2 separate regions of the Mus musculus genome follow, and region 1 is linked to region 2. Evidence: chromatin loops called from intact Hi-C (ENCODE). Cell type or tissue: left cerebral cortex. All regions are shown on one strand. Links, peaks and the distances in the headings refer to the core of each region. The heading gives the core; the rest is flanking DNA.

The links. A loop is a pair of places that touch in the nucleus more often than their neighbours do. Peaks named below come from ENCODE experiments on the same cell type or tissue, not always from the same donor. Only the 100,000 strongest peaks of a DNase experiment are listed, where the experiment ranks them.
Region 1: it touches region 2 in a loop (4-fold over the local background); 2 of 42 quality-filtered maps call a loop at or near these places.

Annotation. Positions count from the first base shown.
Region 1 is chr10:21,556,124-21,566,838 of GRCm38, forward strand. Gm33945 (a long non-coding RNA gene) reads right to left here. Exons shown (of 5, transcript XR_871483.2): 3 at 8,429-8,539; 4 at 7,464-7,510; 5 at 3,348-4,705. Among named protein-coding and RNA genes, the nearest start is that of Gm33892, 10 kb to the right of the region's middle. In left cerebral cortex, for the core only: a CTCF peak has its summit at 5,365; a DNase peak (open chromatin) is centred at 5,214; H3K27ac peaks cover 1,236 bases.
Region 2 is chr10:21,475,903-21,486,617 of GRCm38, forward strand. No RefSeq gene overlaps it. Among named protein-coding and RNA genes, the nearest start is that of Gm33892, 90 kb to the right of the region's middle. In left cerebral cortex, for the core only: no CTCF peak of the experiment used is centred there; DNase peaks (open chromatin) are centred at 5,518, 7,074 and 7,578; H3K27ac peaks cover 401 bases.

The sequences.
Region 1 (10,715 bases), core at 3,040-8,039, 80 kb after region 2:
TTTAAATTGCCATTCGTAATTTCATTGGGGTAGCAAAAATAACTAGGCAATTTTTAATTACTTTGCTCCTAGGGGAAATAATTTTACTTTTAATATTTGTTTCAGAGAAACTGTATACAGGTATGCAGACTTTTAGATTGAAAAAGCAAATTGGGCCAACAAGGTGCTTCATCCAAGGCTGACGACCTGAATTTGCCCTCCAGAGTCCTCATGGCAGATGGAGAGAACTGACTCCCGGAAGTTGTCCACTGACTGCCCCACCCCCAACATACACTGTAGTCGTGGGTACTCAGAATAAAGTGGGAAATGAGTCTTATCATAATCATCTCCACATCCTAATCACACATACATCGCACAGGTAAAGACTGACCATCCTTGAGGCTAAAAAACGAACTAGGGAATTTAAATTAAACCTCTGGACTAAGGGATCATGTATGACAGTTAACTCTGGCCGGCCTGGATGAGGGAAGTGAAGCTGGCTGAGGAGCCAGTGTTCCCCAGCCTCTCCCTTGCTGTTGGCTCTCACGTGACCCAATCTTCTCCTTACCCTGAATGTCAGCACAGATTCCCAATGGCTACCAGGACCAATGGACCAATGCCAGGGCCTGTGAGGATTCCAGTCTGTGAGCAAGTGACTGTCCTTCATGCATCTGGACAGTATATTTGAAAAGATTCTAGTTCAACTTATGAGGCACTTCTGGACCCTATCTATTGCAGAAAGTAGGCCATATTTACTTCTGGGAGCAAACTAAACCCAGACATCACAGTTAGCATCAAACAATGCCTGTTTCCACTATGCTCCTGTGGGAGTGAACTGCACCAGCTCTAACTGTCCATGATCACTATAGTCTTAGAAGTATTCTTGAGGCTGTGTAAATGTCCACTAATATACCTCTTTTTTTTTTCTGATTTTGTGTAAAGCTAATTTGCTACGCAGTGAGCAGAATGAACACTAAGAGTGTGGCTTTACTATACCACACATTGACAGAAGCAGACATGCAAGCTCTGACAGGCACTAAGCTCACAGGTCTGTTAAAAGGGGTGAATATTCAAAATATATGCTTATGGCCTTTCTGAATTCCAATCTTCTTTCTGGACATATCTATCCTTATTCGCTCTGAAAAAAACAAACAACCCACAATACCAAAAAAGGAAAAAAGACAACCTTTGAAAATCATTCTTCTCATCTTAAAATGACATATTTGGGTTTATGCTCACAGTCTTTAGTGTCCCCTCCTTACCTCCTATTTTAATTCTTCATCTCTGTGTGAGTGAGTGAATGATGGATAGAGAACAGAATATCCAAAAGCAGCTTTTTTTTTAAGCAAGGTCAAATGAGCAGCTAGGAAACAAATCCTGTCTCAAATGTGTGATCTTTTGGTTTTTGTTTTTGTTTTGTTTTGTTTTGTTTTGTTTTGTTTTTCCTGTTGTCCCCATCATTTCTATAGCTGAGTTGGATTGAGAGCCAGAGGCCAGATGACAGGCTCCTAGGAAGATCCCCTCAGGTGGCTCAGGCCATGGGAGGAGATCTCCAGACTTAGTAACCTGTATTTGATGTGTGGCTTCACTATAATGATCATTCATGCTTCCTAAGAGAAGTAATCTCTGCCCACTAGGCACTCACGATGAGGGCTTTTATAGTACAGTTTGCCAAACGCAAAATCATATAACGACCCATCAACAGACCTAATCCAGCCTTCTGGCACTGTAGATACCATTTATAATTTTAGTGAGGTAGCAAAATAAGCAGGAAATTTTTAATTATCTCTGCCCTTAGGGGAAGTCAGTACTGGACCTTCAAATTTTTGCTTAGATAACATCACAGATTTTATGATACCAATACCAATAAGCAGAGAAATACAGAATAACAGCAAGTATAAGAGAAAGATTGAGAGTCGTCATATGCTTGCACGTGCTAAATCTTCTGTTTGGTAGCTCACCTGTTCAATGGCTCATACTCTCCTCAGGTGAAGAGGATGAAAGGTGGCTTTTTTAAAGGTGGTCTATTCAGAGCCAAGCAGCCGCAGGCTGACTCGAGCTTTAGATGGAGAGAGCCTGACGAGCAATGGTCAGGATTTTGGTGTAAGCTGTTCACACGTGGGTCAGCATTTAATCTCCCCTCTCTGGTTTTATTCCTACACCTGACCTGTCTTAGAAGAGGTGGTCTTTGTATTTCCTTGGTTATTAAATAACATGATTTGCTTAAGGGTTTCAACAAATTGAGACAAATATCAGTGTACGCTGTCCTTTGTGCTTTATTCAGTGCTATGCTGGTCATTCATGCCGGAAGATAAAGAGGCTGTCTTTTGGTGAGTAAAAATAAAAGGGAGAGAGGAGGATGCAGACAGGATAGAGGAGCTGGAGGATGAGGGATGCAGGAAGGATGGAGGAGCTGGAGGATGAGGGAAGCAGGATGAAGGAGGAGCTGGAGGATGAGGGATGCTGCTGGACACACGCTGGCCTTTGCACCCTGACTGTCCTTACTTGCTAAAGACTTAGACAGCATCCAGCCCTTCACTGTCAGCAGAAATCAGAGAAAGTGAGGCTCATGAGCTTCCAGCCCTCCTGAGGCCCTGTTGGTGGTAAAACCAGTGGGAAGGAGGGGGATTAATTTTCCTTATAATTTTAGCCACTGCTAAGTTGTCCATGATCAAATAAATAACCACTCACCCATGCCAATGGGAGCAATCAATGTAATTAAACTCAGGCAGGAAAATAGGAACACATTAGAAAGAAGGGGTAGTTCAGAGGGAGTGGGGAAGAGGAGAGAACAGGTGAGAATGATCAAAATATATTCTACCGTTTTGAAATTGTGAAGCAATCAATTACAACATGCATTTTAAAATATAAGTGGAAGTGAAAAATCTGGAGTATGTTTGGATCATGCGGTCATTTCATCTAAGCCTATACAGTAAAAAGGAACCAACATCAAATAAAATTTAATTCAGCTTTAAGCAGCCTTGTGAAAGTGTGTGTTCAGGTAGCTAACTTTGCAGTGAGTGGCTTTCTCCTACAGAATTGTGATTTATTTTACATATAAAGACATCCTGACTTGTGCTTTCAGAAGAGATGTTTGAGGGATACAAGAGATAACGGTGAACTTCTCTTCCTCAGCAGATTGCCATGCTATTATCCATAGATGCCCCAAGGCTAAAGCATTACAGTTTATTTTTAAACTATTTGAATCCCCACCCTCCCACAGTCCCCCATATGGCAAATTCTTGGTTTCAAGGGAATCTTTTATTTGTATGTGATGTGTGTGCACGGGTGTGTGTTTTAGGTAAGTAGTGTACAATGAGAAGAAGAGAAAAAAAAATTTATTTATTTTAATAGATGTTTATTTGTCCTAAAAATCTGGATAGAAATGTAAGTAATGTATTAACCTACTTTTCCAATCAAAACCATAATTCTTATAACACAGGACTATTCAGTGTTATGGTTCAGTTCTGCGACAATTGTCCTTGGAATGCATGGGGTGCTGAGACCCATGTGCACATCCTAACCTAGTCATTCCTTGAGAAGTAGGAGCCGCGGGTTTTAGTATCCCCACCGGAGTTTACTCAGCAGGCATGCACAGCAGCTGATCTTATAGCATGTGGTTTTAAATACAGAAATACAGAACCTGGGAGGAAAATGGCTGCCGGTAGGACAAGTTCATTTCTCTCTGAAGAGATCAGGACGTTCGTTGTCTTCGGAGTTGCACATTTTTACGCGCGTAGAGGAAAGAGCAAGGCAGCGGAGGCTGCTGTACCACCAACGGTGCTGAGGATACATCAGAGGGTTCACGTCTGAGCCATAAACCAGCCACCAGACACGCAGGGTGATTAACGGCTTCCGGAGCAGCAGCCACAAATAGATGACAGTGGAGGCTGAGAACACGGGTGGGGGTGGAAATGGACTACAGAGGGAGCATGTGGAGAGGAGCTTCCAGCCACCGTGTGCTGTGATAGAACAGCACTGTAGACCTTTCATTGCCAGATAGAGCCACTGTGAATTGTCCTGAGAACGTAGCTTATTGGATGAAGTTGGTGAAGAAGCAAACAAGGCCACAGACTGTACTGTAGTCAGAAGCGACATTTGGGAGTCTAGACCCTGTCTCTGAGGGCAGTGGTCTGAAAACTCGGCTCCTCCCGGGCATTCCTTTCCCAGAGTCCTCGATGCTCTGGTTGTCTTGACTGATCAGAGCCCCTTGTGGAATGTTTTGGTTTTCAGTTTCTCACATGTGAAGTTGTATTACCTGTTTTTTCTCACTGCTACGACGGAACACTGGGGAAAGCACCCACACTCTTCAGTCTCTCCCAATACATCTCTTGTGTGATATTTATTTTGTGGTGTGGCTTTGTGACATTCCTTGGCTTTCTACTACCAGGATACCTTTTCCCTCAGAGCTGCAACACTTGAAGGCAGGATTAGGAGAAAAATATTGCTTTTTCCAGGGAATGGGGGTGGGACAAGAGGTATCAAGGTGGAGCTGGTGCCATGGGAGTTAATGTGAAGGCAGAAAGTGGCTTACTGTGTTCTGAGAACAAGGTGTAATGTAATTAGGTATAATGAGGCCAGAGTCATGTGGTATGGAAAGACAGAGAGTCATCAAGTGAGCATCAGATTTCTCCAGTATGCAACAGGATGTTGGACAGATCCTTGGCAGGGAGTCACATCAGGATGTTTTCCAGAGAAATCCACCTTGAGGGTAGACATCCCATGCCTTGAAAAACAGCATGAGCATTACAGAAGGGAAGGACTGGCTAGAGAACAGAAGGTTTTAATAACATCAGGACAGGTAATGACAGCAGGTTGTAGGTGTGAGAGAAAATGTGGAACACTACCCTGAGCTCATGCGCTACTCCAGATATGGCAGGCCCCAGGTGACTAAGTTCACCGAAGCCAGTCACAAGAAAGGGCATAATGCTATTCTTGGTGTTCAGTGATCCTTGTGTTCAAGCACAGATCTCTTAAAATGCACAGATGGAACAATTCCACCCTCCAAACTTATATAGCATGTTATTGTCAATCACATCTCCTAAATATGATCACACCGTCACATTGGCTGAAACACATTCCTTCTTTGGAAAGCAAGTATGCTTTGGACCAGAAATGTAGGACTAATCCAGTGAGAATCAGGCATTTCCTGCACTCCCACTCAGGACACATCGAGTGGTGGGTTAATTTCACTGTTCTACCCTAATAAGTGTATGAGAGGAATTTGAATAGGATATGAAGGAAAGGAAGGAACAGGCACAAGAAATGCTTAGATGCTTGCTGCTCCATCTCCCTCCCACTCTCAGGATATTTCTGGGACCTGTGGATCTTGGATTGTTGATTTTCCTAGTCCACATTGCCTGCAAGGAGTTTCTGCTGGCAGACAGAGGGCAGGAGTCCAACAGAGCCATCTCTGCTCAGAGCAGTAACCATACTTCAACATCACCCTGTGGCATGGAACTGTCACTCAATGCAAAGAAAACTATGTCTTGGGTTTCTGGACCCCTGCTTCGTCTCCATGGAGGCTGTCATATCTCATTTCAGGAAAACCCTCTCAATTTATCAGGAGAAGAGAGCACAGGAAATGAAAATCCAAGGGTGCAGAGAACCTCTCTCATTTACCAAGACAAACACTAGGGAAGTATGTAGAGAACCAGAAACAGCCATTTGTTCAACTGCCTTGAAGGATTCATTATCCTGGCAGTGCTCCTCTTGGGAACATAGTAGGGCAGGTGGTAATGACAAATTGTTGATTCAGACCTCAGACGCCTGGCACAGGCTTCCCATAGGTCACAGACTGGAGTTACACTTGAGAATAAGCTCACAGCATCCTTTAGAGCCCCCACAGAATACAGAGCTAGACAGGACATTGATTACAAACTAAAGGTAATTGGTAACATTGTTCTCATTCCATTAACTTGTGGGAATTCAGGACCACTCTGAACACAAAAGAGTGAAAGTGAAGAAGACACGTGATTTGATCTTCCTGTTTACCAATGATGAGACTTTCTGAAGAGCAGAGCTGAATGCGTTCGATTCCTGACTACTGTCTCTAAGCAGGGCACTCATCATGCATTAATTAAATCATCTAATTCTAAATAACCTTTCTGCGGGTAACTTACCTAAGTTTGGAGTTGTTTGGTTGGTTAGTTGCTTGGTTTATTTTTGTTTTGCTTTTTAAATCAAAGAAATATGGCAATATAGTTTCATTTTAATCCCATGTGTGGGATAGGGCCTGCTTCAGATCTGATTGCTTCAGATAAGCACAAGGCAAATTGACTATGATTTGCCTCATGCTCTAATAGGGGTGTGATTTTTGTCAGTGATAGATTCTGCAACTGTGTGGAATTCTGGGAACTTTTCAAAGAGTATATAAATGCCAGGGCCCTGAGAAGTAGAGGTAGGTTGGTTGCTGTTGGTTGTGGTGTGTTAAGTAGTTGTGTGCAAAGAACTAAAAATTAAATATCCTTGATGTTGAAGATCGAACTTGCCCCAAGGAACTCAACACCCTTAATTAGCAGGAAGTATTCTAACAATAGCATTGCCCCCTTTCCTCTCTATCCATGTTCTCTCTTATCTAGTTATAGGGGGTTGAAAGGGGAAAAAAGGGTGGAGAAAGGTGGAAGAAAGAACCTACCAAGTAGCCAAAGGCTGCTACAGATGGGGTCTTAGTTTCCATTCTTACCACTACACCCTGAGAACTGTTGTTATGAGGAAATTTCCATTTCTGTGACTTCTGAAGCTCATATTTTGACATCTCTGGAAGAGAAAACACTCTCCAATAAAGTAAAAACATTCTATGATACAAACTCCCTATGTTCATATATGTGGGAGAGGAATAGGTATGTTGACCTCTTAGAATGACCTTTTGATATGATTCAGTTAATGACAGTCCAAGAAGTGCTTACTGGGACTTTGCATCAATGCAAAAAAAAAAAAAAACCTCTGGGTTCCTGAAGGACTTTGTATTTTCTGTCTAAAAGCAGAAGGAGTTGAATATGAGCACTTGTAAGATAAGTAGTGTAGAGCTGGTAGTATAGCACAGTGAATGAGAGCCCACCTAGCATGTCTTTAGGTGATACAACACACTGATGGAGAGCCTGCCTAACATGTGTTTAGGTGAGGTAGCACTCTGATGGAGAGCCTGCCAGGCATATGTGTAGCCCAGGCTCAGTTCTAGTTACTACACAGGTAGAAAAGCATGCTAATTATGAAAAGCAAGGTAGTTCTTTCCAAGATTGTGAGCAGGAAAAAACTAGAAATAATTTCAGAATTGTAAATGTTAGGCAGACAATGACATAGTCATCCAATAGGATTCTAGGAAGCCCTTGAAAATTGGGAAGTGCTGAGTTACTGACTTAGAAAAGTGTCCGTTGTGAGAAAGCATGATTACTGTGCAATAAAACATAATTTAACTTTGGAAGAAGCTCAATCTACATAAACATTATGTGTTAGTTCATATATATGACCACATATCTACTTACCTGGATGTGCCAATGGTATGTACACATGTTTAGGGGCCAACAGATAGCTGTGGAAGTGGAAAGAGGAAGACAGACATTACATAATTTCCTGTTGGGGCTATCATAGTAGATGTGTATACATTTATGTCTCAGACATTTACATTCCATATAAAGCAATACATATTTAATATAATAAAATTTGGCAACTCAGGCTAGAGTTCATCAAAATATAAGCGTTGTATTTTCAGACCATCATCAAGTACCATTGTAAGGCCACTGTGAAAGCTTACGGGACTCAGGCCCAGGAGTGGTCAATGGCATGACTTGATGCTTTGCTGGTCTTTATGCTCAACTCTGCAGCTGTTTATATTCACTTTACAGAGTGCTGCACCTGAGTGATCCAGACCGAAACTGCTTATTCCAGCACGGCAGGATGACTGTCATCAGGCAATCAGCCTTTCTAGACTGTGACTTTCTAAGTATGTTTTCATTGCCTGGCATAAATATTTTGTCAGTAGCCTATGTGCAGTAATAATGTTTTGCATAACAAAAAAAATCAGCAGGTGCATCCACAGGAAAGCAGCTGCTTGAAGATGCATTCTGTGTATGGCTTGACTCTTCTAAATGTACTATTACTGTTGTTGTTGTTGTTGTTATAACCAAGGGGTAATTAGTTGCTATGGATGACATCTAGCAAAAACCTCAGAGACGCTTCTTTGAGAATAAAGTAAGAACTACCTAGATGAGGCTGTGGGAAGGTGTGAGGTGTGAGGTGGCTAAGTATATCTCTGTCCTTGAGAATGACTCAGTTCCCAGCACCCACATAGCCGTGCACAGCTGCCTGTACTTCCAGTTCCAAGGAACCCAACTGCTCCTCCTGGCCTCCACTAGCACCAGGCACACATGTGGTACACATGCATATATGCAGGCACTCCGATATTGCGCATAAAATAAAAATAAGTAAATCTTAAGGGAGGAAAACCTACCTAGACAAATGAAGGAAAGTCTCGGGAAATACTCCATTCGAAGTTTCTACATCAGGGAAGCTGCCATCTTACACTGGAACGAAGCACTCCCCAGGGCTTGCCGAGTGTGTGCTTTTTAGTGGGAAGGAAGAACCAAGAATGTTATAGGAAAAGAACAATTCAGGTTTCTTTTTTCAGTGATCATAGGCAGTGATAAGAAACTACTAAAAGCCCTCCAAGACAGAGGGGCTGGAAGCAACTGCTAGGCTAGACAGGAACACACCTGTATAGAAGTCGGGTCAGTGTCCTTGGTCTTGGCTCAAACACAATTTTCATCGTGGGCTTAAATAAGCTCTCAGGCTGGAGAAATGGCTTGGCAGATGAGAGCTTGCTACACAAGCATGAGGACTGGAGGTGCGATCCCCAGAACCTAGCTGATGCTTAGTGGGTGTGCTGGCCCACCTGTAGGTCCAGCCTTGGGAAGCAGAGGATGGAGATGCCCAGAGCAGGGCAGTCCTCTAGTAAGGCCAGTATGTTTCTGAGTTCTGGCTTTGGCTCATCGAATGCAGTGTGGAGTGATAAAGGCTAGTTCCTGACATTAGTGCTCTGTGTACATATGCAAGCTCACATGCACATACATGAAAAGGGGTTCTTGAGAGTAGCTGTAAAGTATAATACATGTATTTTATGAAATCCATAGACATCAACTGAGCTGGTATATTTGTTTTATTAAACTGAATGTGTATGTATGTTTGTGTGTGTTCACGCATGTCTTTGTGTATGTATGTAGAGACCAAAGGACAACCTCTGGTGTCATTCTGAGGAAACCATCTACGTCCTTTGAGACAAGGTCTTTCAGAGTCTACACTGGCTGGTCCGTGACCCCCGAGGATCCTCCTGAGAGGATTCTGCCTCCCCGGCACTGGGATGACAAATTTTAATTAGTTATTTTTACATAGTTTCAGCGCTAAACATTTGTCCTGTGAGGTAAGCATTGCACTGGCTGACCTATATCTCCAGCCTGCTGTATTTGGATTTTATCACTGAGTGTTAATCATACGGTGTGGTGGTACACACCCACAATCCCAGCACTGAGTAGGTGGAGATAAGAGAATCAGGAGTTCAAGGCCAGCCTGAATTACATAAATGAGTAAGAAGTTAGCCTGGCTCATCTTCCAAACAAACAAATATCAATGCACTAAAATGTTGGGTGGTTTTTGCTTTACATACTGCAGATAGCCTGATGACACAGACTTCATTTCCTTCCGTGGATATATTTAGAAAGCCAGTCTGAAGAGCACTTGCACTCAGCAGGGAGCCCATCAAATCCCATCCTGCCAGTCAGGCGGATGAATGCAGGGTCTCCCGTTAGCCCCAGAGGTTCTAGAGCTACATGTTCTGTTAAAGCCCTCCCAATTGTTTTTCACATGGAGTTAGCATGAAGATAGAACTGAAAGAGAAACCAAAGCTTAGAATTAACAGAAACCATCCACTAACTGCACAAGACCCTTGGGAAATCACAACAGCTGCAGAGGTACAAAATTTAACCAAAACAAATTTATCTAATATAAAATATTTTTTCCTTTCTGCTTTTTGGGGTTACTAGTTTAGGATTTTTATTTTATGTAATTTATGAGAATAAGATAAAAACAGTGTTGTGACTAAAGTTCTCTCCAGTTCTCTCCCTCCCTGTCTCCTCTCCCTTCTCCATTTCCTTTCCCTCCCTGTGCCCTCTCCTACCCCTTTCTCTTCCTCTTTTCTTCTTTGGATTGCAAGTCATTTCATCTCAGCTTCCCTAAATGGATATTTTCATCTCAGCTTTATATACACTGACTTCAAATTATTGGCTGAAAAAAGTAGAGATATGGCAAGCTACAGATGCCTTCCTGAGTTGCCCTTTCCCTGCAATGTGGTTCTCCTTCATCCATTACACTACGTTATGTTATATACTACATATAGTTATACTATACAGTACAAGACAAATTCACCCACACTAATATTTCTCATTTGCTGAATTCCCTTTGAAAGTCATGGATGGTACACCTTGTGGCTTTAATGACTAGGCTTGGAACCTCAAACTCCTTACAGTTGTTTAATAAAATGTAATAGTCTAACGCATTTTAATGTAGGAAGTATGCAGATTGAGGAAAGAATCCTTAATTCTGATTTAGAATGTTCTTGCTCTTTTCCGCATTATCTTATTGTTGATGAAGACTTGGCAAGATGCTGAAGGGACAGACGGGTGATGTACAGAGCACACAGCAAAGTGTGCAGAGTGAGGCTTAAACATATTGAGAAGATGGGGATG
Region 2 (10,715 bases), core at 2,993-7,992:
ATGTGTTTGAGATGATGCTGGCTTCAGAGGGAACCTTGGGAGTTCTGTGAGGCCCCAGAACAGCTGCAAGTTGAACCTGTAGGGCCGTATAAATCCAATGGAAAGAATGTGCTCTTTAAGAGCAATTGGACAGTCCATTAAGCAGGATAGTATGACCCAGTTTCAACTTCTAAGGCAATCACCTTGACTGGAAAGTGGATCCGAGTGGGGCTAGAGTGTTCGGAGGTAGCTTCTTGGCCATGGGCTAGGAAGGGGGAGGTGAGCTGAGTACTGCCTCATCAACTTTAATACCACAAGCTTGATAAGGACCTGTAAGAGAACCACATGTCTGGGCACAGCAGATTCTGTTCAGCGTGGAGGACAGGGAAGATGCTGCCTCCCCTAGAGACTGGACAATGAGAAGTTAAGTGTTATTCTAACAAAGAGTAGCAAAAGTAGATTTCAAAGTAAATCCAAAATGCCCAGAGTTTCAAGCAAAGCTAAGTATTCTTATTGTTTGCATCATTCTGCCAAGTCACACTACTGTTGGCTCTCAAGATCCCCTCCCTTAGCACCCTGACTTTGATCATTCTTGAGTCATCAAGCCGGCCAGCTTCCTGTGATGTCTCCATCCCCTTTGTGATCTCAGTCTTATAACTGTCATCACCATTATTTCAGGCCCTCGGTGTCTCCAGCTCATTTTATCTTAGACATCCAAACACCTTGAACCCAAGTTTTCTCCAAATCCATGCATTCTACCTTACTCTGAGCAGCCGCCACAGGCCGGAGCTGCACACACATCCACTAGGTCTGGTCTCACTTGGGATGACTCAGTTTTGGAAACTTTCAGGGTAGTTGTTTCAGTGAGAAAGTAGAGCCAGCAGAGGGGTCTTTTGCAAGCCTCTACACCGCTATATGGCACTCCTCACAGCCCCCATCCGATCGATGCCCTAGCCTTCATCTTATCTCTCTCTGCCATTGTTGAGGTGGCCCATTTCCCATCCAAAGCCAGCTCCTTTACCTGTGTGCTGTTGTCTTTCCCTTGGAAGGGGAGCCTGTATAGACTTCTCTTTCTTCTCCATCCTTCATGTTCCTCTGAGCCACTGCCGTCTACATGAAATATACGTCCAGTCTTAACAAAAAATGATCACTGCCTTGACCCTGTCCCTATTACTCTGTTACTTAAGACACATCTTTAAAAAAAAAAAGCCAGCAGAGAGGGGAGCTGTGTTTGTGAAGAAGATGACCATGGGGAGAAGAAACGAGGATCACAGAAAGGATAGTAAGGGGAGATGAACTAGATCAAAGCACAGCCGTGTGTGCACATGAAAAGGTTACAATAAGAGGACTGCAGAGATGTTCCACCAGTCAAGAGTACTTTGTGTCCTTTCAGAAGACCTAAGTTTAGTTCCACAAGGTCCCATCTTGGCCTTACCAGCATTCTTTGGGTGTACTAATATGGTCTTTCTGCTACTTCATTCCACTGCTCATGCTACTAGATGAGAGGTCTTCCTTGAGTACTCCATTCCGGTGAATAATTTCCACCTGTAACACTCCTTGTTTCCTGTGTCCTGTTGTTTGTTCTCCATGGTGGTGATGGTCATCCGCTATACAATGTTGCTTGATGACTAACCCAGTAAGCATGAGCATCCATGTGTTTCTGTGAGCGAATGCATCTCATGGTTTTTACATGTTTCTTTAACAGTTCATTGCTGGCTGGTGACGGGTTTCCTTTGCCTGGGATTCAGGCACCCATATTCTCTGTACTGGGGAGGAAGCAGGGAAAGAATAATAAGAGAGCAACCAGGTTTTTAAAATGCTTGTTGGAATTTGCACATGCCACTTGCATTCACAGTATGTTGCAAAGGGTTACTCAGATGGACTCTGCTCAGTACAAGGGAGGCAGCTAGCAGTGACAATTCCACACAGGAACTGTGGTGTACAGACGATCACCCCTGCCAAACACACACCATACATTTACTGGTGACATACCTCTCACCAGGAGGAAAACACCATGGAGAAATGCCCACACTGGTCCCCTCTGATCTTTTAGACACAGATCAGTTCCTGGTTCCTGGGAGCTCCACAGGAAATATTTGTGCATATTTTTCTTTTTAAAAGAATCCTTAGTTTAGAGGAGGAGGGTTTTGCTGTGGGAGTTGAGGCTGAAAAGATGAAGGCCATGCTGTAGATACTTCTAACCATCTTGAACCAACCCAGATCACAAATTGGACTGGAACCAAGGAATCTGGCTTCATCTTTCCCCATAAAACCATCTGGGTAATAATACATAACAGAATTTCTCCATGGCTGTCCTGTGGCTTTGTAGATAAGCAATGATGAATCAGTCACAGTGAAAAAGAGTGTAATTATGTTTGATTTAACTGTCCTCATATACAAATGGCCTGCGTTCCTCCACGGGGAGGCTTGCTTTGTTTGGTAGATGGCATGTTCAATCTGTGGCATAATTCCAAATTGTTTCTGTAGATTGTTCTGTTATCGACTGTTCTGTTGAATTGTTCTTGCACAAGGAAGCATACTGTGTACAAGTGCAGTGTTCTGGACTGAAGTCTTGTCATGGTTGTGACGTCAGACTTGAAGCCAAGTTCCAAGGTTTATACAACCTCCCCTCTGTGCCTCCACTTGAGACCAAATCGTCAATTCTGTAGATTCCTGTAGTGAAGAGTTCCTGTTGACTGCCTTTAAAACACAGCATGAAACAACAAAATGAAAGAAAATATATATGGATCTTTGGTGGATTAAGTTATCAAATATTCCAAAACATTCGGAAATGTTACAAAATTGGTTGAGCATTAGTCACGTTGACACAATCTGTTTACACTCTTAGATGATTTTAATGGTCACACATCTGATCCTTGCTTCATAAAAGTCAAGGATGTAAACCCAAAACAGATTATATAATGTGAATAATTAAAATATGCACGAAATGGTGGCTTTACAAACGTTTTTTATTACAATTTGGAAAGTAAGAGTATTATTTGAGGGTAAATAATCCCAAAGTACTTGCCAACCAGACTTGTGGACATGAGGCTAAGGCTGTGACCTATATGTGTCTAAGGGAGGACATGACACATGTCTCAGGAACCCTTCATGCTCTGAAATATTTTTAATTCAACAAGCATGGTGTTCATAAAACTGTATGTTGAGGTGAAGTTCTTTTGGGAACGTCTTCATCATCTGACATCAGCTATGTAACCAAGATATGGCTGCTTCTTCATGGTTGAGTAGACAGCAGGAGGAAAGGAGGAAGGCCACAATCCTGGAAGCCCAGGGATACCAGGGCATCACACTAGGAGTGTGCATGCATTTCTAGTATATAGAGAGTAAATATTAGGAAGAAAAAGATTAATGGTAATATATATCATTTCCTGCTTGATTTCTATTTCCCCTTCCCCTTCCTATCCCCCTCCGTCCCTCACTCCCTCCTACACTCTCTCCTTTCCTTTCTTTCTTCTGGTATGTTTTCCTCAGAGCTTAAACCACAAGTCTGACCTGAGCACTAGCTGTCTGAGTCCATTGACTATAGAGATGCTTGTAATTTCTCAGTGTGCTCCCCAGTTGTTTTTAAAAATTTGGTAGTGATGAAATTTTTTTATGTTTTCATCCTTTGCTTCAGATGGTAACGAGGATTCTAACCACCCAAGTACTTCCTGTGTTAGCTTCTAAGCGTGGTGTGATAAACCACACACTGCACAGCTTAAACAACAGAAATGTAGTTACTATCTCATTGTGTGGAGAGACTTGTGAGGAAGGTCTGTACCACAGCTGCTGCCTGGCTTCTGATAATTTGTGGTTATCCTTGTAACTCCTGACTCAGAGGAGTGTCTTCCACTCCGGACTTGTTTTCATGTGGAGGTCTGTGTCAAAGTTTCTTTCTCCTTTAAATACATCCACCATGCTTGGTTATGGGCGCACGCTACTCCCACAGGATCTCATCTTTTAATGTGCAAAGGCTGATTCCCATGACCACATTCTGAGATACATGGGGGATAAGGATTAGTATACTGATTTTCTTTCTTTAAAGTTATTTAATATTCATACACACATATAATACGTTTGGATCAAATCTGTCCTCCTTCTCTCCTCCCCCAATTTCTCCCATTACCCCTGCAACATTTCATTCATGATTTCATGCCCCTCTCCCCATGGAGTCTATTTAGTACTCCCCGTCTCTCAGCATCCATCAATGGCTTAGAATTTCTGAGAAAGAGTGGGGCTTGACAAGCCTTCCCCTTATCCATGCCGGATTGTTCTTGTACAAGTCTTGTGGTCTTGTGCTTGTAGCCACTATGAGTTCTTGTACAGCACATGGATTTTCAAGGATTCGACTCAGCTAATAATGCTGTCCAACTAGTGCTTTCCAAGTGAGGTGAGGAGAGAAGGAGGACCAGCAGGGATGTTTGCATTCTCTTATTTTTATTAGTTCTCTGAGAATCGAGAGTTGGTACAACGTGAATTTTAATCTTTCTCATCACCCAGCTTTTCTTAGATCCACCCCAATTCTCTTCCCACCTAACTTCATATTCTTAAAACAAAACAAAACAAAACAAAACAAAACAAAACACAAAAACAAAAACAACCTTCAGGACCAATTTGAGCTGCCCAAATATTCCTGGCATTGCATGGGGGACATTTTCAATCATCAGGAGGATTCACTCTCGGAGAAAACTGTCTCTTCCTCTCCCAGCTGCTAACTACTGCCATTTGCTCCACAGCTAGGGCTGGGATTGTGTGCTTCACTTCCCTCTCCATGCTGAAACTTGGTCTGGCTTGCACTTGCACAGGTCTTGTGCATGCGGTCACAATATCTGTGACTTCATATGTGCAACTACCTGCTGTATATTTTCTGGTAGCCATCCTCCACTTTTGTCTATTACACTCTTCACCTCCTCTTCCACAATGGCCTAGAGTCTTGAGAGAGGATACAGTATGTACCCCCTTTGTGCTCTGTGTACAAACCTGTTTTATTTTGCTTAAGACGATGTCTTAAATTGGGTTTTATTGCTGTGAAGAGACACCATGACCAAGGCAACTCTTATAAAGGAAGACATTTAATTGGGGCTGGCTTATGGGTTTAGAGTTTCAGTCCATTATCATCATGGTGGGAAGCATGACTGAGTCTAGGCAGGCATGATACTGGAGGAGCTGAGAGTTCTACAACTTGCTCTGATGGCAGCCAAGAGGAAGGTTTCTTCCACATTAGGCAGAGCCTGAGCATAAGACCGCAAAGCCCATCTACAGAGACACTCTTCCTCCAACAAGGCCACAGCTCCTACTAGTGCCACTTTCCATGGGCCAAGAATATTCAAATCACCACGGAGGATGACTGAGGATTCTTTGAATGTCCTTCCCCCATTGAAATGGTTTGTGCCCATATCCAAGGGAGATATAATGTCTATGCTGCATCCTGCCCAGCAGTGTATATTAGGATGGAATGAAGCAAAGCATCCTACTGAATTTGGAAATTCAAATGGTCACGTTGCTTTTTTGTTCCGTAACTGGATGAGATTTGAAACTGCCTTGAGAGGTTGTACATAAAGAGATCTCTGACGTTCACAGAGGCTCTGACTCAGTGAGCTTGGAATAAGGCCCAGGGAATATTTTTTAAGTGTTCTCCAGAGAATTTTGATGATATGCCAAATGTAGAATTACTGATCTTGGACAATTTCTCCTTCTTGAGTAAGCATAGTCAATAATGTATGTTTAACTACATTACTCTTGTTAAAGAGAAAACATTGATCATTGGTTCCAATAATGACACTCTTCAGTTATTTTTAGGACAGATATTTCATGATTATTTTAAGGGTTCCAGAATGAGGTTGAATAGACCTCCTGGAGTTGAGACTTTTTTCTATATAAAGTATGCTGTTTAGATTTACAGCTAGTAAATACTAATTGTAGGAACTAACTTCCCTGGTTTCAATTTCATTACAAGCGAAATGAGGAAAACAATGCTTGCTTTGTAGGATTGTCGGAAGACTAAGTTGGATAGCTTATGCAAAACCACTGTGATAAAAAGAAAAATTTCATTAAAGATAATTTCTGTTTTTTTCCCTCAAGGTGCCGAGAATAAGTGAGTGTTGAATGTTTAGCTCTAAATAAGCCGTTAGCCTCAGTGACTGCTTTAGAAGAGGAGGCAGAAGGAATGTGAATGCTGTGAGATAGGGAGGCCATGAGTTGCCAGCTTTTGGAAGGGCACAACCATTGAAACCATAAAAAAGCAGCTCACAATAGCTGCTTTTACAATAGCCCTGCACAAGACTGGTCCAGTCAACTGTCAGTCATGGATGGGGAGGGGCTCATGGGGTCTTATCTCTCTCTACTGAAACGCTGGTTCCTGATAGACCCTGGGAAGCAGCGTGCATATCTTCTAGTGAGCTGACCATGTTGCAGTAGATGACTCCAAATCCTTGGTCACACAGACAGCTGTGGTTAAGCTAAGTGGATCATAAAACAAAATCAAACACGAGGCACGAATATAAGAAAGGAGTTTGTAGGAAGGAGGGAGGGTTAACAGAGAAGTGAGAGATAGAAAGCACCAGAGTAATTGGAATGCATTGTATACGTATATGGAATTTTCAAAGAATAACTTTAATTAATAAAAAAAAGATCATTTCTTTTTATTCTAACACTTTAATATATCTGAGTCATAATCTTTGAATTTTCAGAAATGGAGAGCAGTTAAAATTCATTAATTATGACTGTACATTTTTGATTTTCCTTTTGTCCTTTTTGATTCATATCTCCTGTGTTCAGAGTTTTAAGTGTGTAATTATAATTACTGAACATTTGCAAAGTACAGCAGGTCCCCATACTGCTAGATTAATCTTGTGGAAAGTGAGAATGTTGGCAATAGGTCTTGAATTCTGAAGAAGTGGCAAGCTAAGAAAAATCCAGTGTGACGAATGGCCCATTAAGGGTGGCGGCTTGAGCACATGCTGTAGGGCAGGACAGACCCGAAGGCACTGGACCGGAGAGGGGTCAAGCACTAAGCCTTAAGCACTAAGCCTAGAGTCCGCTGCAGCAGAGATCTCTCCAACATTCCTTCAGAGCGTTTTAGGGAAGCATCTAGCTTGCAACTCGTCACCGTTTTTACTGAATGCCGGTCTTCTGTCTTTAAGAGTCTTGATAGTATTGGTCTTCCAGCAATGCCATTGCTATGTTAAGAGTTTTCGAATTTAGAAAGACATTGAAAAAGAAAACAGTGTAAAATAAGGAAAGCACAACATTTATTTCCATTTAGTTGGCTCTCAGAGGCTAAGTTATCAAGCTTTTAATTGCAAAACCCATCTTCTTTCCAAACCAATTCAGGTGTACTTTGAGATAGCCAATCAGAAAGTCTAAGAATATGTTTTTGACTTCAGCTTCTTTATATGCAAGTTGGTAGCAGATGTTAGCACCCGAGTTTGGTTCCAAATCACTACAGATTTTCTTGCCTCTTGTGGGATTGTACATTCTTTCATACGCCCACACTAAAACTATTTCACTAATGATCACAATTAATAACTTGGGTAGAAAAACTCAAATACTATAAAACCTTCCATTTTAAACTATATGTAGTTGTTATGCGTATTTCTGGACTTAGCTCTCCATAGCTGCCCAGTGCTCAGCTCTAAATAGAGGAGGACATTTCTGTCCTGCTCCAAGGCTCAGGGAACATTATGGGAATGAGCTCAGAAAGTGTAGGAGATGAAAGATGAGGAGGTGTGTTATGAAATATGCTGTCTGCATATGACATAGCTGTTATACCAACAAATTCATAGCACCTGTGGCTACCTACTCGAGACCAGCCCAAAGTTGGGCCTATTCTCACACCATCAAAGATATATGAGGCCTTACCCGTTCCCATGGAGCTTAGAAAATTAATGCTTGCTATGTAAGGAGAAGTCATTTTTCTCCATGGTTCAGCCACTGATAAATAACCGCCACCATTCTCATGTAGTCATTAAATGCAGTGGGGCACAGGCACACACATATGTACATATGCACACATGCATACACACACACACACACACACACACACACACACACACACACACACACACAGTAGGTGGTAGATGGGAAGAAGAAATGGGCCGGAAGAAAAGGATAAGAAGGATAAAGAGGGATATGATTAGAGCACATTTGTGTGTGTGTGTGAAAAGAATAAACAAGTTAAAAAAGGTACTCTGTTCTTATGTGCCATCTGTCACAGTAGATATGGAAGTTCCATACTAATGCATATTAAATGTGCAGTCAACTTTTTCCTAAATATACACAGTCTATGGTGGCTTTTCCCTTTCTGTTCCAAGATAATTAATTACAAAGAGACAACATTTATTAAACAAGATATAAGATGAACTAAGAAAGAAGGAACAATGGGAAAGGAAGGAAATGATTTAAAAATTCAAGAGATTCCCCGAACAATACAGGCTACTGCCATTGCTCCTGGTTGTGAATAGATATCTAAGGTAAGACATTATTACTAAAGACACCACATACTTCTGGCAAAGGACTTGGAAGAAGTGAGCTGGAAATGACCTGGAAACCTGCTACCCGAGGACTAGCTATCACAGTACTGGGAGATTCTATGCAAACCGCCAAGGAAGAAAGCAACCAGTAGTCCTACCCAGCTGTAAAACTGCAAACCACAGAAACTACAGGGGTGCAAATATATCCCCAATGGAGTAACAGTGCCATTTGTATCTTGGTGACAAGCCATAACTGTCTAACTGAACTTAAGCCCCACTTTGTAGGAGTGAATTCACGCCTGCCACTATGAAGCTACAAAGCTATCCAACCTCATGGCTAGTGAGATCATAGACCCTAGAGGAGAAACTATTCCTACCATATCTCTACTTCCCTGAACCATTATAGTCTCTAAGTGTATACTAAGCACTTAGCCTTATGCCCACTGATAAGTATAGCTCTCACTTCCCATCAAAGGGACTTCATTTGTTGTTGTTGTTGCTGCTGCTGTTGTTGTTGTTATTTGATGGAGGTGATTACAGAGATCTACAGCTCTCTACTACAAGAGGTCTCTATTACAAGAGAAAGCACCTCTAGACTCAGTAGTTTGTATGCATGTACAAATATGTGTGTACATGTAACAATAATTATAGATGAGGTAATACATTTGAGTGGGAATAGGAAGGGAGACATGGGAGGAGTCAGGGGGAGGGAGTGGAAGTAATATAAATCGAGTACTCACGTACAAGATTCTCAAAAAAGTAAACTATTTTAGAAATAAATTCAAAGTAAAGAGCAATGGTCCTGTTGTTTGTACGTGGGTAGCTTTTATAGGATGATGGTGATTTCCCCTCCGTAAGTGCATGGGGAGCACGGGGAGCACGGGGGAGCACGGGGGAGCACGAGGGAGCACGGGGGAGCACGGGGGAGCACGGGGGAGCAGCCTCCTTAGACATGCTGAGGAAAGTGGAGACAGCTGTAGAGAGAATGTGGAGGAGGCTCGCGTTAGCTGATGGCTGTGATGGACAATGTGATCATCAGACCAGAAGGTAGCAATGACTGGAAGCTGACTGGGAGGTGAGACAATCCATGTGTGTGCCCACATTTCCTGCAGAATAGCTGTGGTGTTCACCAGTCCCCTCAAAAAAATTAATCATTAGAGTTTTGATAAAACATGGGGCCTCCTTGGTCAACCAGGAGGCCTGGTATTTGTATTTAGACAGGAAAGATTCATAGCCAACACTTTTCATGGAGAGAAAAAAAAACAAAAACAAAAACAAAACCTCACCTGTTAGCAAAATGAAGTTGGCACAGAGGAGCCTGAATCCATCTTGAAATATGGTAAGTGACCATTGAGTTGGCGAAGTGAATAGCAGGAACAGAGCATTTTTAGAGACCAGACTCAGGACTTTGAAAATGGGAAAGCTGAGACCCTTGTATGTATATGATTTTTTGGGAAACATCTCATTATTTCACTATTGTTCTGTGTCTTTGATCATTTTAGCCAGTATGCAGGCACTAGCTGTATAGTAGACATGGTTTGTGGAACACGCTCAGACTGATCTTACCCACATTCCAAAGACTGATAGCTTAGGCTGAAAAGAGAAGGAAGTCTTACCCAGAAACAGGTCCTAGAATTTGACATTTATGCGTACACAGCCAATAAAACCCAGGGTTTCATGGTCTTGGTTGCAGTTAAATGGAAAGACTGATTAAGCAAGACCGTGATTATCCCGCTGCCTGATGGGAGCAAATGCCAGGCATGCTGCAAACGTAGCTCCTTTGCTCTGTTCATTGTCTCCCCGTGTGCAGCCCCTTGTTCACGGATCTCAATAGAATGTCTGTACCTGTCTGTAAACAGCTACAGCAGCGGTAGGACACGGGTTCTCTGAAACTTCTTGGCTTTATGTAGAGAAATAATAACTCTGGTAAGATCTTCTCCTGCTATTCCCAAGCAAAATACACTTTTTCCTGCCATAGCTCATTGCTTCAATACTGACCTGGTTCTTTGACCCATTTAGTGAGTGTGTGTCTAGGTGCTCACTGTGTAACAGGCACGATGCTTTGCTGACTGTCCCTGTGTAGCAGGCACGATGCTTTGCTGACTGCCCCAGACTGATCTCGCACTGATGCTTGCCCTCTGACTAACAATACCATCTAGACAAGGGAAGAGCATAATTTTGGCAGCGAGTGATAGAGGAAGCCATTCCCTTTTAGGACTAAGGATTCTGGAGCTATAATGACATCAATTATTTCTATAAAAAGCC